2 separate regions of the Homo sapiens genome follow, and region 1 is linked to region 2. The links are chromatin loops, found by intact Hi-C in ENCODE. Cell type or tissue: prostate gland. All regions are shown on one strand. Each heading gives the region's core, and the rest is flanking DNA. Links, peaks and the distances in the headings are about the cores only.

What was found. Peaks named below come from ENCODE experiments on the same cell type or tissue, not always from the same donor. Only the 100,000 strongest peaks of a DNase experiment are listed, where the experiment ranks them.
Region 1: a loop joins it to region 2, with 7 times the contacts of the local background. A loop is called at or near these places in 1 of 110 quality-filtered maps.

Annotation. Positions count from the first base shown.
Region 1 is chr9:97,467,745-97,472,136 of GRCh38, forward strand. TDRD7 (tudor domain containing 7) reads left to right here. Exons shown (of 17, transcript NM_014290.3): 9 at 2,814-2,925. Among named protein-coding and RNA genes, the nearest start is that of TMOD1, 32 kb to the right of the region's middle. RefSeq lists an enhancer at 881-940. In prostate gland, for the core only: CTCF peaks have their summits at 1,041 (motif pointing right) and 2,543; a DNase peak (open chromatin) is centred at 1,067; H3K27ac peaks cover 574 bases.
Region 2 is chr9:97,517,350-97,521,741 of GRCh38, forward strand. All of the region lies in intron 1 of TMOD1 (tropomodulin 1), which reads left to right. Among named protein-coding and RNA genes, the nearest start is that of TMOD1-AS1, 3.1 kb to the left of the region's middle. In prostate gland, for the core only: no CTCF peak of the experiment used is centred there; a DNase peak (open chromatin) is centred at 1,762; H3K27ac peaks cover 2,338 bases.

The sequences.
Region 1 (4,392 bases), core at 121-4,120, 50 kb before region 2:
ACTGTTGTGGGGGAATGGATTGTATTATAGTAGGGCACAGAAGGAAAGTAATACTGGTTAGGTGGCTGTTGTAATAGCCAGCTACCTTGTAACCTGGATTAGTGAAGATGGAGGTAGTGGAAGAGATTCAGGATATATTTGGAGGTAGAACTGACAGGACACTGACCTGTTGGAAGTGGATGGTAAGCAAAAGAGAAGATTCAAGATAAGCTACTGGGTTTGGGGCTTGAGCAATTGACTAGATATTGGTGCCATTTGTTGAAATTGGGAAGTCAGAGAGAAAAACCATTGTGGAGAACAATTGAGAATTTCATAGGACCTGCTAGGTTTGAGAATAGCTATCAGATGTCACATGGATGAATTTGGAGCTCAGGGAGCAGTTAGGACTGGAGATGTGTCAGGTTGGGAGGCATCAGCATATAGGTGCTATGTGAAATCACAGGACAAGATGAGATCCCCTAGAGAGAGAATACACGTAGAGAGGAGGAGGGGCCTGGGCCCAGGTCCTGAAACCCTTCAGTATTTACATGGAGGCATAAGGGGAGCAGAAAAGCCTGTAAAGATGGCCAAAGAAGAAAAACCAAGAGAGTGGTGTCACAGAAGCCAGAAAAAGAAAGCGTCTCATAAAGAAGGGAGTGACCAGCCTCGTCATTGCTGCTGAGAATTATGGGCTGGATGTGAAGAATAAAAAAGGTAGCTCGGTATTTTGTGCAGTAGCAAGCTCTTGGGACAGCGGTGATTGTAGCAATCCGGGCCTGAACTTGTTCCCCACATCCCCTTGAAGCTGACAGAGATGATTTCTCCCTTTATTTGGAGAAACCCCAGCTACTTAGCACCAGTCTTGCTTCGCTTGAATTGAACTTTGTCTGGTGGTAAGTACTGATTCCTTCCTTGCTTTCCCTGTCAGATCCTTGGTGAGTAGGAGAAACAGGAGATGTGGTCACCCGCTGAGGCTGGTGCCAGTTTGGCCTGACCCAGGCCCACATCCCAGGGGAGTCTGCTGGGTGATAGGTAGTGCTGGGAGACCTTTGGCCACTTGATGGTGCCAGAGAACCAGGAATGGACTGGGGCCTTATGCCAGATTATGTGACTACTGGCCCTGATCCCAGGACATTAGAGAGAGAGAGACTACTGAGCCCTCACAGAGCAAAGGACACAGAGCAGAGTGTGGTGAGAGTCACACTGGCCAATGCATGGACAAGTGTTTTATAAACTGCAGTTGCCATACAAACATGTATGATTAAAAACAAGAAAAGAAGCTACAAACAGTTCAGAAACACTTTCTTTTGAGGCTTTGGAGCAGTTATTCTTTAATCTGTTCTTGTGCTAAGAATACATTCTGAATTTCCCAGGAGTCATGATTTCACATGCTATGTCCTATTGTCAGACCACGTTACCTCCATTTTGGGCCTGGGAAGAACAGAATCTAAGTTGTAGGTGGTGATAGCTATTAAAGGAAATGAAAGCTGCCTGACTCCTGAGGCCTATGAGAAGCAAAAGCAGGTGCTAATTTAGGATTGGAGAAATAGACTTGTGCACTTAAATGGCCAGCTGCCTGACATGCAGCCCTACCAGCGATCTAGGCCTAAGTCAGTGTTGAGTCAGATGTGGATTCTAAGAGATGGTCTTTCTGATACAAGGTAGACAGGCCCCACAGGCCCGCTTATCACATGGCCAAGGAAAGGAGTTAGTGGTGTCTTCTGCTTTTTTCCCTTAGATTCTCTGCTGGGAAGGGTTTTTGTTTCGTGTGTTTAGTACCATAATCTAGGTACTAAGAAGCTGGCCTGTGGACTTTATTTTCAGGGAGGCAGTGAAAGGAACCTACCTCATGTTACTTGGTATTAAGGCCAAGACTTTGCCCTGGTGTTTGTTGTTTTGTTTGCTTTGTTTCTTTCAATAACCATCATCTCCTTTAATTAGAGATGCATATTAGGTTTTCAACATTTCCCTTAGATTCTTAGTTATTCTAAACCATAGCTTAATGTTTCTAGATTTTTATTTTTCTCAAAAAAAGGCTTTGTGTTTATATAATCCTTTTAAACTGAAGATTCTATAAATATTCTTAAAAATAATATCCAGGCTCTTAACAGTCTGTGCTAATGGTGAGGAAAAGTTGTTCAGGTTTCTGCAAACACAGACCTCTGTTCAGCAGACTTAGGGCCTTTTGCTGAGCTGAAAGAAGACCTAACCCAGCTTCACACCCTTGAAAAAAATAGGTACGCCTGTTTTTTAGTTTAGAATTCCATGTTGTTCAGCAGTGATACCATTGTTGTCATTGATGAAGCATCTCGGTCCCTGGAAGCACAGTAGCTGAGAATAGCCATCACAAATGCTGCTTTGGGGATTTAGAATCTGATAAATACCACAAGGATGATGCCTGCCATAGAAACAAATACTGCTGTCCAGGGAACGGGTGGAAATGTGTAACTCAAAAAAGAATAAGCTGATATAGGCATTATGATATTAATGAAAGCACCAAAGGGGAGGGGAGCAGAGTTGGCAGAACCAGGTAGATAGGCTGCTGAAAGACTGGCGACAGCAAGGTGGCAGGGCTGAGCAGTCTTGTTCTTCCCATTGAAGGGGTAGGGTGAGGTAGAAGACTGGGACCTGGAACTAGGACCCCTGGTTTCCTTGGTCTCAGCTCCAGCCTTTCTCTTCTGTGGTAAGTCAGGGGCACCTCCCCAGCTTTTTCCAGGTGCCACTCTGCCACTCAGCTTGCTGATCATGGAATAAGATTGAGCCAATTAAGTGTATCAAATGAATTTTTTAAAGAGAGGATAAAGAACTAAACATTCTGTGTTTTTAATCATTAGGTATGCTATGTTGACTATGGTTTTAGTGAAAATGTTGAAAAAAGCAAAGCATACAAATTAAACCCGAAGTTTTGTTCACTCTCATTTCAAGCTACAAAATGTAAGCTTGCAGGTAAGAGGAACTTTTTAAAAAACTCTCTCCATTTCAATAGGCTATTACCACTGTACATTTGGATAGTTGAATCCTAAAATGGACTAAGTATCTCATGTTATAATGTGTTACTTCTTGAAAGGTTTAAATTCATGTCGAATGTATTCTTTATAAGATACCATTATAAAAATGTTATGTTTTTATATTTTGTGTTATATATAAAAACGTATTATAATTTCTTATAAAAATTTCAGCCATCTTAAAGGGATTTTTCTTGTTCTAACTGCCCTAGTAACAATTGATAGAGGCCCTGTTTCATGACATTTGATGAGTTTCAATATGTTGTTCAGCATGTTGTGAGGTGACTCTCAGCCCCTTTCCCACTGAGATGTACTGTGGTGATGCTGTGAGGGTGTGACTGACACACCTTCATGTGCCCAAGCATGGGTTTGATCACAGGTCACATGCAGTTTTTGGCATAGTAGATGTATCATTGTTCTTTTCCTTCCTCCTAAAGGAAACAGAGGAATCCACCTGTATGAGAGTGCCATGTAGGGATAAACTTAAAGGACAGATGACACATTGGTCATGTCCGTGATAAGGAAAGGCATTGAAATATGCACCATGCCGGGGGGGACTTGAGCCAAATGCAGAAAATGATCATAATTATTTCATGAAAATTAGTACTCTGAAGAAATGCCTCCTTCCCAGTGGGATGAATTCTTATGTCACAGGAGCTGGGTTTGACTCTTATCTGTGAGATTAACCTGAAGAAATTTTAAAAACTTGTTAACAACTTTTAGAAGTTGGTGTTGGAAAGAACGTATCAAGGGCATAGGACAGGATTTAGGGTGTTGAAATTAAATGTTTGAGAAAAGTTCAAAGTTATATGTCTGGAGAACAGAACAAGAAGAAGAAAAAACTCGGAGGAGTCTGAATTTTAGCTTGTGGATTTAAAGTAGAAAAATATGGAAATAGGCATTATAGTACCATTGGGGGAATATGAGCTAGTTTTAATTCATTTAATACATTAACTTAGAATTGTCATATATGTTATGTGGAACTATAATTTTCTAAGAATTTAAAGAGTAGTTGGACTACAACAAAATTCATCTAATACCTGTGTTAAACACTACTTAATCTGTCTTTGATAAATCAGAAGGTTCTTTGGTATCCTAAGGGTCAATAAAAAAGAAACAATAGTGGTTGTCTCAATTTCCAATAAATGTGTGTTCATTTTATAAGAAAAATAATTGTATATATGTAGGAAGTGCATTACAAACATATGACTGGAAGACATAATTGATGGCTTCTCATATGTGTTAGTTTTTTGGTTTTAAATATGTGTTCATGTATAAAGTGAAGACTGTTTCTCCCAAGGTAGAAATTCTGATTGATTATCCGTTTCTCTGCTTGTTTTAAGATTGCCTGCCTTAGTGTATCATTCAAAAGGGCGTTTACATTATATTTTTTTAAAACCTAAGAGGT
Region 2 (4,392 bases), core at 148-4,147:
TTTAAAATAAGAGAAAGAGCTTTGTCAGGCTCAGGCTGGCCCTGAGCTGGAGAGTGGGCTGGGAAGTCTATGCTGACCCCAAGGGTCTGGCCTGGGTGACTGACAGGCAGAAGAGGAGCTGCAAACCAGGCCAGGGGAGGGTGGTGGTGCCAAAGCCGGACACGCATGCTGGGTTGGGCATGTGGGGCCTGAGGACTCCAGGGGGAGGTACCCAGAAGGGAGCAGGGGCTCAGGAAGGGGCCTGGGCTGGATAGACACCATCTGAGTGTCCTCAGCTTATCACAGGTAGCAGGCCCCACACGGGAGAAGATGAGAACCAGCCAGGGAGAACGTGAGAAGAGGGCAGAGCCCAGAGAAACAGGTGGGCCAAGAATAATGCGTCATCAAGGAGACCTGGGAGGATTCAGAAAGGAAGCAGGGAAACCAGGAGAGCTTCGCTGCAAGGAGTGGGAGCTCATTAAGGTCCCTTAGGACAGCGAGTGGGCGTGGCCAGATGGGTGGGCCTGGACAGGCTCATGGGAGGACAGGGGGCTCGTGGGAAACAGGCTGAGCCGTACCATCCAGGCTTGAGGGAGGGGGGCCTGGGCATTGTTGGGTCTTGTGTGCTCTGTCTCTCATGGGCAGCACAAGCTGTCCCTCAGGACTCCACTCCCTTGCCCATTCTCATCCCCCATCGCCTCAGCTTCCACACGTCCGCGATGGGCCCCCCAGCTTCTCTTCACCACAGCTGCCCCAACACCTGCCCCATCTTCTCCTCCTGTCCCAGTTCCATGTTATTATGGGTTGGATTGTGTCCCCAAAAAAGCTGCACCTGTGAATGTGACCTGTGAATGTGATAAGGTCCTTAGGGAAGCCCTAATGCAATATGACTGCTGTCCTCAGAAAAAGGGGAAATTTGGATCCAGACATGTGCAGAGGGTAGACACTGCGAAGAAAAAAACAGGGAAAGGAGCCTCTGCCGGCCAAGGAACACCTGAGGCCAACAGAGCAGCTGGGAACAGATTCGTCCTCAGAGCGAGCCAGCCCTGCTGACCCTTGATTTCTGACTTCTGCCTCCAGAACTGAGAGCCAACACACTTCTGTTGTTTCTGTCACTTGGTTTGTGGGGCTTTGACGGGGGCATCCCCAGGAAACAAATACAAATGCTAAGAAATGAATGAGCTAAGAACTCCTCTTTTACCCAACTCCTCTTTTTGGTTTTTTCTTTGTCTTGGGCCACCTTGGGACCTTGTCACTGGCCTTCCAATCAATTGGCTACCCTTGAGCCAGGCACCCCTCTGCCCAGTCATCTGAGAGTGGAGGGGTGACCCGTGATATGAAGCATGGCTGCCCTGAGAGGTGCCCCTTAAAGGGTGCAGGGGAGTAGCGGGGAGACAGCTCTCTCAGGAGGGACAGGGGACATTGCAGGTGCTCTTGCATCCCTGCAGCCGAGGGAAGAGAGATTCCAGAGAGGGAGGTAGATGGCATTGTCTTGGGATACAGAATTTAGTGTAGAGGGAACCTGACATAAAATCCCTTTGGCCAAAGTGTCTTCCGGAAGACAGGGACAAATCCACAAATATCTGGGGCATAAAGGATGGACTTTCTAAGTCAACCTTGCCTTCCCATCCTCAAGATGTTCACTGTGGCTGAAATAACAAGTCAGTATAACTGGAAAATATTTATTTGAACTTGTGACTCAGCTCTTCCTGAGCTCAAGGAAGTGCAGTCCATAAATCAAGATGATGCCGCGTAAGTGCCTCCTCTGGAGTGTTCCCACATTGGCGGGCAATGCTGGAGAAGCCATTAGCAGAAGTGACTGGACCGGCTGCCCGTGAAAGATTTAAAAGAGCCTTGTGTACTCCAGGAGCTGCTCCTTCTCAGAGCTTTCATTTCTGAGGCTTTCCTGATGGATGGCCTCAGCCTTTGACTCCCTCATTTTCACTGTCCAACCTGCCGAGTGCTACTTCCTGGCACAGCTTGTAAATTCTATTTTTTCATATTTAACGGAGGCTTAAGGCTTCTGCCACAGAGAAGCGGGGTGGCCGGATATGCTGTAAGTGTAAAATAGACACCAGATTTGGAAGACTTGAGTTTGCGAAGGTGTTTTAAATATATTTACCTGTCCTTTTATTGCTCTCACCAACTCTTGCTCAGGGTCACCAGGAGCTGCTGCAGGTGGGCCATGCTGGGAGCCCCAGCGGCTTCATCACCCCCTTCCTGCCCATCCCTCCCCTCTCAGACTTTCAGTCCCTCCAGATCTGGTCCAATCTTGCCGTGGTAAAGATGGGAAAACAGAGCATCTGAGAAGATAAGGGATTTGCCCAGGATTCCAAGTACCCTAGACCAGGACCCAGAGGTGCTCATTCCCCATTCCTCAGGTGACACCACTGGGCCAGGCACAGGGCAAGGCACTGGGAACACGAAGACACATAGAACACGGGTCCTCTCCTGAGGGACCTCGGAGCCTGACGACAGCATGGCTCGGGGAAAGGAGGTAGAGACTCCAGCAGCGACAGCCTCATAATAATGGCTAATATCTGTGAAGCCAGTTGACTGCACCAGTCAACCCCAGGCTACAGCCTCATCTGCTTGCTACCCCATGATCCTCACAATACCTTACGGGGGCGAGTACGGTTAGCCTCTCACTATGCAGACCAAGAAACCCAGTCCAGGGATTTTCCACTTTTTATTTGAGCCACAGAATCCTTTCTTCAAGTGAAATTTTATATGGAACCCAAATAAATACATCAGGTAAAATCAGGAGTGAGTCCCCCTCACTTATCCCTAACCCTTTGCAGGGCCCTGGAGGCACTTTCTCAGAGCCTGAGATCTCCTGTTGGCATAGTTTAAAAACCAGCCAGGTCAGTCAATGCTTTCATTTTTCAGAGGAGGGAAGGAACTTAGCAAGGGTCACCCAGGGAATTACTGTCACAATTAACACTCCAACCACAAGTCCTATGAAGCTCAGGCCTGTGCTCCATCCCTGACACCTCTTCTCTTAGGAAACAGAGGCCTTTTATTAGCAGCTATAAAATACAATCTCTTCTAAGCCATATTTTAAGACCGAGTTTGCAGTGGGCTCTCTGAACACACTGTTTTCGCCTCCCTCCCACCCTGTGTCTTCCCTACCTCCAGTTCTCCCATTTCCTCCACCACAGGAGAATACTGCTTCGTAGCAACCGTCCTTGTGAGCCAAGTCGATGAGTGTGGCTTGAAACTGACAGCTTCATAGTTTACCTTAGAGTTTTTGGTTCTTCTCAGTTTATTTCATGTTGTGCCTCATCACTCCATAATATTCACAGGACTCTTGACGTTAGAAAGGGCTTTTTAAATCCAGTGAAATAGGATTTTAGAAATCAATAGCACCTTGGGGTGTGTATGTGGTGCATTAACTTTCCTGGGTGCAGTAAGAGGAGACTTCTTTAGGAAATTTCATGATTTGCCCCCCTCAGGGTGGCATCTCTAGGGGAGGCCTAGTGCCCCACCACATATCCCTCCTTCAGCAGTCCTCATAGTTGCCACCTCCTTTCCTTTCTGGCTCTTTTCCCAGCCCCTTTTCCCCAAGCTGGCTTTGATAAAGGATTTCTTTCTCCCCTGCTCCCTCGGCCTGGCTGGTCCATTCTCCAGGGTCTGTCCATGACTCTTTTTCTAAGGCTTTTACTATAAAGCATCTAGAAAATAAGGCAGCTGGAAGAGGTAACAAGTATGAGACACTCCCAGGGTTCCCAACCTGTCTGATGTTCCCCAGAAGTGTTTCCCAGCTGGTCCTGTCCTTGTGTCCCTTCTTGTGTGGTTCTGATGTGACCCAGAGGTGAGGCAAAAAGCGTGTTTTCCAAACTTGGTTTTGTGAGATTCCATTTCCGGGTGCAGTTTCTCAGAGACGTGCTTTTATGATAAAAAAGACTGGGGGAATTCTGCTTGCAACCTATTCCTCTTGGAGACTCCATTGTATACCCACATACCAACATTTTTGAAGAAGTCCTGCAGTCCAGAGTCCTAGGGAACTTCATATAACCCAAAACCCGTTTGAGCACCAAAAGCTTGTGTTTGCAGCCTCTCTAAGAGATGCTAGTTTTAAGGCAGTTCTGGACATCTCTGTGAGTTGGTTCTGGAAGACTCCAAGCCCTTCACTGGAGTCCCTCTTGGCCCCAGCACAGAGATCATGGATCCTCTCCCCATCCTGGCTTCACTTAGGAAAAGCCAAATTAGGCTGTTTTCTGAGGGCCTTCAGGAAGGTTTTTTCGTCGATACCAGAGCACTGTCAGCTGTGCTTTCTTTGGAAGTAATAGAAATGGATCAAGTGATGGGGGGCCATTTATGGTCTGAGCATTGCATTCTTGGGGCCTGGTCAAAGAGGACGTTAGGCCAAGCTGAGCCATTCTGAGAGAAAAGGATGGCACTGAGGTTTCT